2 separate regions of the Homo sapiens genome follow, and region 2 is linked to region 1. A link is a contact called in ENCODE Hi-C or POLR2A ChIA-PET data. All regions are on one chromosome and are shown on one strand. Each heading gives the region's core, a stretch centred on a gene start or an enhancer-like site at or near the end of the contact. The rest is flanking DNA. Distances are from core to core; before and after follow the strand shown.

Evidence for each region. A loop is a pair of places that touch in the nucleus more often than their neighbours do. ChIA-PET counts read pairs that join two places held with the same protein, here RNA polymerase II (POLR2A). Pooled maps may share reads with other maps.
Region 2: a map of endothelial cell of umbilical vein shows a loop between it and region 1 (4-fold over the local background). The contact joins two enhancer-like sites. A Hi-C loop is called at or near these places in 9 of 168 maps with a recorded cell type or tissue (Right ventricle myocardium inferior, endothelial cell of hepatic sinusoid, endothelial cell of umbilical vein and 3 more) and 5 of 50 pooled maps. POLR2A ChIA-PET finds 5 or more read pairs at or near these places in 1 of 52 experiments (WTC11).

Annotation. Positions count from the first base shown.
Region 1 is chr11:44,772,690-44,776,734 of GRCh38, forward strand. All of the region lies in intron 2 of TSPAN18 (tetraspanin 18), which reads left to right. Among named protein-coding and RNA genes, the nearest start is that of TSPAN18-AS1, 38 kb to the left of the region's middle. RefSeq lists an enhancer at 1,449-2,223. Within about 2 kb of position 1,607, at least 9 of the 41 ENCODE cell types and tissues checked have a DNase peak (open chromatin) inside an H3K27ac peak, as active enhancers do; they include endothelial cell of umbilical vein, where a contact is called at or near this core.
Region 2 is chr11:44,822,736-44,826,542 of GRCh38, forward strand. All of the region lies in intron 2 of TSPAN18 (tetraspanin 18), which reads left to right. Among named protein-coding and RNA genes, the nearest start is that of TSPAN18-AS1, 88 kb to the left of the region's middle. RefSeq lists enhancers at 1-789, 790-1,654, 1,655-2,520 and a silencer at 1,263-1,557. Within about 2 kb of position 1,841, at least 2 of the 41 ENCODE cell types and tissues checked have a DNase peak (open chromatin) inside an H3K27ac peak, as active enhancers do; they include endothelial cell of umbilical vein, where a contact is called at or near this core.

The DNA.
Region 1 (4,045 bases), core at 357-2,856:
GCTATTGTTGCCTGGCTGGAGTGCAATGGCGCCATCTCAGCTCACTGCAACTTCCGCCTCCCCGGTTCAAGTGATTCTCCTGCCTCAGCCTCCCTAGTAGCTGGGATTACAGACATGTGCCACCACGCCCAGCTAATTTTGTATTTTTAGTAGAAACAGGGTTTCTCCGTGTTGGTCAGGCTGGTCTCGAACTTCTGACCTAGGCGATCCACCTGCCTCAGCCTCCCAAAGTGCTGGGATTACAGGCGTGAGCCACTGCACTGAGCCCGATTTTGAGTTCTTATTCTCCAAATGAACAGGTATCACAGGATCCACACATGTTGGCTTCTGACTGAATAAGTAGGTGCTCTCTGAATTCACACCTATGCAAACACAATGTGTTTTAAAGCCTAAGTAATAAAAATATGCTCATTTGAAGCTTACATACACATTATTAAAACTCACTGGCCAGGCGCGGTGGCTCATGCCTATAATCCCAGCACTTTGGGAGGCCAAGGCAGGTGGATCACTTGAAGTCGGGAGTTCGAGACCAGCCTGACCAACATGGAGAAACCCCGTCTCTACTAAAAATATAAAATTAGCCGGGCGTGGTGGCACATGCCTGTAATCCCAGCTACTAGGGAGCCTGAGACAGGAGAATTGCTTGAACCTGGGAGGCGGAGGTTGTGATGAGCTGAGATTGCGCCATTGCACTCCAGCCTGGGCAACAAGAGTGAAACTCCATCTCAAAAAAAAACCCAAAAAACAAAAAACAAACCCACCAGTGACTGCAGCAATTGTTTAGAACTTAGATCACTAAAAGATTTTTTTTTTCTCAAAGCAGAGCATTTTATCACCGACATTGTTTAGAACTGTCAGCTTTTTGTGGGTTTTAGGTTTGTTTCAAAATTCCCTACAGGCAGTTCATCCCTTTGTTGCCAGCTCCCTGGAAGGACGGCTTCCACTGCCCCGCTCTTGGCATGCCCATAGCAAGATGCTTCCAAGAGGGTTGCTGTGGGGGGATGGGATGGAACGGTGGTCAGAAGGTTGGGGAGACCCTGTAGCTGAGTCCTGCAATAGGACCAGGTAGTCTCCAGGTGGAATGGATGGACACAAGACCAGCCTGGGAACCCCTGGCGTCCTGGGAACCCTGGGTCAATAAGTATTTGGTTGCAGTTCGTAAAAGCCACCAGGGTTCTGAGCACCATTTGTGTACCCGTGCTTGGGGTTATGGAGAGCTGGGCACTAAAAGCTTCATCTCAGAGGCAGTTTGGAGCCTGCGAGGCTGCCTCCCTCCCGGTCCTGTGCTCCTCAGTCGGACTCCCACCCTCAGCCCCTCTCTCTCCTTCCCTTTCCCTTTCAGCAGTGTAGCCCATGGAGGCAGCTGTTCTAATTAAAAATCTCATAAATACCAGGAGATAAGGATCCAGGGGTTTTGTTTTTTATTTCTGCCGAGACTCCCCAGAGAGTCTCTTCAGTAGGAAAGGTCCCTTTGGAGCTGAGATTTTTCTCCTGGACTTCAAAGACAGGGCTTCTTAGGAACAGAACATCTGTTTAAACTGAACTTGAACCAAGAGGCAGGCAGGCATGTCCCACGGGAGAAGGAGGGGGCAGAGCCCAGGGGTGTGGTATCTGCTTTCTGTCCCTGGGGGAAGCTCCTCAGACAGGCTCATTCCTGCATCTCACAGTGTGTCCCCATGCTGGGCAGCTTCTCTTAGTAAATGCAGAGGAAGTGATGGCAGGTGGCCCACAGGCCTGGGGCCAGGCTTTGGGCTGACTGCTGTCCAGATAGCATCCAGGCTCCTGACCTCAAAACCTCTCTATTCAGGAGAGGTAGCAAGGAGACCTGGGGTGACAGAGTTGGCTCCTTCTGCCTGGAGGTCCCTGTGGTCCTCAGAAGTCACCTTGCAATTGGGGACCTCCCAGCTCTTGGCTTTTGCATGGACAGAGCCTCCTTCATCCTCCCTTCTTCCCTCCTTATTTCCCTCCCTTTCTTCTTTTTTTCTTTCCTCCATTCACTAGGCATCCACTGGGGTTCAGAGATGAAAAACTCCCACTCCCTGAGTTCGAAGGACTCACCACCTGATAGAACAACCAGGTTGATCTCAAAAGATAAGAAAAGTTGAGCACTTTGGTTGTGTGTGTGTGGCTGTTCTTGTTAAGACAATAAAACAATTCAGAGCTTGGAAAATGAAGGGAAAAGAAATCATTCACTTCCTCTCTTAGGACCAGAGCCTCCTTCGTTTCCTGCTTTTGTTCACACTCAGGCATGTGTTCAATAGTTGACACCAGAAAGTCCGTTCAGTTGGGCTTCCTGCTTTTTTTCCCCATCTCTCCTGGCCTTACAGTTTGTGAGATTCCTTCCTGGGCATCACAGGGCTGGAGGGCCCCTACTGTTGGACACTCAGCTGTGTCTAGTGTCTGCTGTCACCTGCATACCTCCTGGGAGGGGTCGCCAGGTACAGCAAATAAAATTAAAGGATGCCCAGCTAAATCTGGACTTCCTATAGACAATGACTCAATTTTTAGCATAAATCTGCCCCAAGCAATATTTGTTCCATGTACTATTTAGGAAGAATCACTGAAAGATTATTTGTTGTTTATCTGAAATTCACACTTCACTGGGCATCCTGTATTTTATCTGGGAACCCCGTACCTGGAGTATCTTTTTGCACGTGTGTAGTCAATGCTGCTTTACTTAATAATAGGGAGAACTATCTGGCTAATATGTTCCTCTCCCCATTTGTTGGGAACACTCTTCCTAACTTGAATCGCTCCTGTTCCTGCCCACACTTCTGGACTGCTCTGCAGCTTAGCGTACTTGGAGGTCACCGAATCCCTATAGGTCCTCTCCAGGCACGTTTCATTGCCAGCCTCCTTCTGGGAGCCTCCGGTGACTGCAAAGGTTTGGTTTGCTCCCTCTAGTGGCGGGGGTGGGAGGTGTACATTTGCACTCCTCTTGGGCCTCTGGGGCTGCTTTCTCCAGCGTCCGCCAGCATCTTTGGCAGGGATGGAAACAAGGATTGTGTTCTTGCCACGCTGGAGGGAGCAAGGGCTTGAGGATGTTGCTCCAGGCTGCTAACCTATAGAGGTCGATGACATCTTTCTCTCCATCAATGAATTTATTTTTCATTCCAAGGCAGCTTTCAGGGTGATAAAAATATAAAGCTAAGTGGCAGACGATTTTTTTATAAAAGTGATTGGAGGCTGGGAAGACAGGGTGTTGCCTTGTGGTTAAATGGATTTTCTGTTTAACTGAGGGTTAAGTAGAAAACTCGTTTTGATTCAACCTCTGTTGTTGCCAATCTTTCTAAAATGTATTAGCTGCTCCCTGGTTTTCCTAAGTGCACCATAATGACCATAATTGAATCTCTCTGCTGGCAGAGGATCCTGTGGGGCGTCTGGGCACACTGTTGTAAATGTCAGTCTTCACCGAGTGGCCCAGTTATTGGGCTTTACAGCCTGCAGTGCAGGCTGGTGTGCTCTGCAGTGGCCTTCACATTCGCTGTCTTCTCATTCTATCTGCCCAGCCACCCTGGGCCGGGACTCAGGAAAGGAACTAGTAAGACCACTGTATAGATGTAGAAACTGAGGTCCACTTGGGGAAAGATTGGCCCGAGTCACATCTGGCTGGTGGAGGGGCTGGGACTGAAGCCAGCAGAGACAGCTGTGGTATTGGCCCTGATTTAAATCCTGGTTCTCACTTGCTGGCTGGGAGACCATTAAGCTTCACGAGCCTTGGTTTCTTTATCTGTGAATTGGGCACGATAACCTTTCCCTACAGAGCTACTGCTGGGGTTAAGGGTGAGGATGTGGGTGGGCTGCAGACCACAGCCGTCATATATTTAAAGGGAAAATAGCACCTCTCCTGAAGAAGAAATCAACATACCAGTGCTGGGACCCTGTGTCCAGCTTCTTTCTGCTCTGCCGTCCTTCTTCTGAGTGTTGGTGGTTTTACAGTCAGAACTTGCAGCTGGAATGTCTGGGTTTGAGCCCTGTCTCTGCCCCCGACTCTCCGTGTGACTACAGTCTGGGCCTCAGTTCCCCGTCTATAAAGTGGGGATAA
Region 2 (3,807 bases), core at 591-3,090, 50 kb after region 1:
CAGGCTAACTCTGGGAAAATGTCAGACCCCAAATGAAGACCAGGACCCTGCTTCTGAGGACAAATGACATAAATCATTGACCTGGGCTTCACTTTCTCCAATTGTATAATATAAGTCCTGCTAAACCAAGTTAAGGGAATTAAAGGGACTGAGGGTCTCACATGTAGGTGGAGCTGAGTTGATTCTCCCACCAGCTGTGTAACATTGGGCAGGTTTCTTAGACTTTCTGAGTCCTTGTACAAATTCTCCCTGACTTGCAATGAGGATCAGCAAGACACTTCTGGCCTATAGTCAGCCCCCAGTGAATGTGAGCTGCTGATGTTACTATCCAGGTCATCACTTCATTCATTACAACATTGGAAAGTGACACAGAATTTTTCTCAGCCACTTTGCCAATCAGGGACCTCCACGGCCGGCAACGCCCCCCCACTGCCCAGGCCTTGCTCAGCCCCAGGCCTACCACTAGAGGCACCCTGCCCACTCGGCCTGCTTGCGTTATAGCTTGTACCCACATTTGGTGGTTCTGGAACTCTTGTCCTGTGTCCAAGAAGAATGAGGATATGCTGACAATTCAAAGGGTGAGGATGGGTGGAGAAGAATTTTATTGAACAATGGAACAGCTCTAGTGGAGAGGCGATGCAGCGGGGGGCTTTCTCTCCCCCGAAGTCGGGTGGTTTCTCTCCTAGTGTGGCTGGGTCCAGGGCTTTTTATGGACTCACAATGGTGAGTGCATGCCAATTGATTTAGGAGTATGCAAAAAAGGTTAAAGTAAAGACACCACTCAAAGGTGGGCACAACAGTGTAGAAAACCAATTAGGAAAGGGTAGGTAAGTGTAGAATAGGTTAAGGGTGGGGATCAATCAGAGGAAAGCACACCAGACTGGAAGACAGGTTCTCAATCTGGTCCATGGATTTGACTTGTAGCTTGGCTTTCAGGCTTTAAACTGTCTTCAGCTTGGAGGTGAGGTTTCACCGGGGACCTGCCCCTATTTGTCTCCTGCTGCTATCAAAAGTAAAGGTCCTGGCTTAGGTTTAAGGCAAAATGAATAGAACTGATATCATCATGTTTTTGTCATCAGCATTTCCCATCACCCTCTGAGACAATCAGAGAAGCTCATTTGAGTCGAGTAGCTGGTGGAGGGAGGAAGAGAATATGAAAGAGGCCCCCCTCTCGGAACTGGGCACCACTCATACCGGAAAACCAGGATTTATGGAGCTTATTTCTTGTCTGTCTCTGGAAAGAGGTACTAGAGTCCCGTGCTGTAGCCAGTCGCTGGGAATCGGCTAAAAAGCAAGGCTTGGTCATGACCGCCCCCAGCTCCACCTCCTGCTGTCGGGGTCTTCCCTCAACATAAAGCCTGCCTCGCTACCATCATTGAGGGTTTGGAGTTCAGGCCTTTGAGGGATCATTTGTTTCTTGAGCTCAGTCTTCAGAAACCTCTGGTGCTTTTGAATTTCCCCTCCGCTAGGGAAGGATGGATTGGCACCCTGCCCTCACCCCACACCCCTCCTAGCTGTCACTATGTAGTATTTTAATTTATTGGTCCTGGCTATTCATTTGTCTTGTTAATTTTTTGCCTGCCCTCTACCTTAGCTAATCAGTTGGCCTCTTTGGGGGGCCTCTGATCACCCACCCCCAACTGGGGCTGGGGGCAGGGATAGGGGATGTGGTGGCCTTGATGTCTTTGAGGAAACCAAGCTGTGTGGGGGAGGGTCACTGGGAAAGTTCAGAAAGGAATGCTTCCCTAGGAGGGGCATTGGCCATTCTGCCCTAACCGAATACCTCTGGGGCAGTCAGGGCCACCCTGTGACCTCCAAACAAAGCTGGGGCCTTGTCTAGGGCTGTGGGAAGCCAGACAGGACAATGGGAGGAAGGAGAAAGCAGGGAGATAAAGCCAGGGGCCCACGGGCCTGTGCCTGGGATTCCAGAGGCCGGCTCCTCACATCCCAGCCGCGGAGGCCTTCAGAGTAAACACACTGGGCTTCCTGGCTCACAGGGCCAGTGCTGGGTTTTAATTGTGGCTGTTATTGTTGAGATAATTGTTCAATTTTGGGAGAAGCCGGAGAAAGGAGAGACTGTGTGTCTGATGCTTCTGCGGGGATGATGCTCTCATTCATTCATTCACTCATGCTACAGATGTTGACTGGCACCAGCCAAAGGCTTCGCTTGGGGCTGAGAATGTAAAAATCAACATCAGCTCATCCTTGTCCTCCCTACACCCTTCTCTGGTCCTAGACACAGACACTAAACCCATCCTCCCAGTTCAGTGTGGTCAGACAACAATAGGGGCATGAAGCTGTGCCAGTGCTGGAGCTTTACCTTCCTTTTATAGGGTGCTAGGTCAGAGCCCCCTCCCACCACCCCCCACCACCCCGAACTCGGGGAGGAGTTCTGACCTGAGTGCTCCTGCTGACTCCTGAATATCAAAGGAGGGCAGAGCTCCCTTTTGATCTCTTCTCTTGACTCCAAACTGAAGGACACGTAGAAGGCAACATGTTAGAGCCTGATGTTTATCCAGCACCTTCCATGTGTCAGAAACTGTGTGAGAGCTTTTGCAGATCACCTCAGCGCAGCCAAGAACGGAGGGCTGACTTTTTCCCCATTTCACAAATGAGAAGACTGAGGCCCCACCAGGTTGAGTAAATGGCTCAGTTCACATTATTAGGAAATGGGCAGCCTGGGTGGGAGCCCCGGTCAGTCTGACTCCAGTGCTCTCAAGCTTCTCCCTGGGTCCTGCCACCTTCTGCAGTGTGCGCCCCGATTCACTGGTGGGCTCTCAGGCTCCAGCAGAGGCTGAACCTCTCCTAGAACAAGGCTGGTCTTGCCTGACTTGATGCATCCCAGCGGGACCCCTCCTGTGTGAAGTCTCCTGACAGACTCGAGCTGGAAACAGGAGTCAGGGGCCATGCAGCTATCTCCTTACAGGTTTCAGGGATGTTGCCGTCTCAGCATTTGAACCTGATGGAAATGTTGAAGCGGGGGTTGGCTGGGTTTTGTACACCCAGGGCCTGTTTTCTTAGACAAGGCCATTTCACGGATCCTCAGACGTCCCCAGTTCACAACAGAGACCCTGGTGGGCTTGTTTCTCCATGAGTGTGTTTAGGGTTGGATGCTCGCTCTGTCTACTGTCTACAGGCCTTACAGGACATGCAAGGCAAGGCAGCCTCGAAAACCAGGGTGTGGGTCCCCACTCTGTCCTCTTTCTGACTGTGGGCCTCAGGCTGGGAGCTTCTCCTCTCTCAGCCTGCATTTCCCATCATTACAATGAAACAAGGATAAGATCTACCTTACAAGGCTGGAGGAAAGATAGTGGGAGATAGGGGCCACACTCTTACACCACACACAAAGTGAGGGGGCCATCGCAGAAAGGAAGGCTTTCCAGCAACAGGCAAGGCTAAAAGAAGGGCCGGACGTGGTGGCTTACGCCTGTAATCCCAGCACTTTGGGAGGCTGAGGTGGGCGGATCACCTGAGATTAGGAGTTCAAGACCAGCCTGACCAACATGGAGAAACCCCGTCTCTACTAAAAATACAAAAATTAGGCTGGGCATTGTGGTGCATGCCTGTAATCCCAGCTACTTGGGAGGCTGAGGCAGGAGAATCACTTGAACCCAGGAGGCAGAGGTTACACTGAGTCGAGATGGCGCCATTGCACTCCAGCCTGGGCAACAAGAGCGAGAAACTCTGTCTCAAAAAAGAAAAGAAAAAAGTTTGCATTTGCCTGTACATGAAGGGTGGATATTTTTGGATCATCGTCTGTATGTCTATCGCCGGCAGGTACCACTGATATTAGCACCTAAGCTTGCT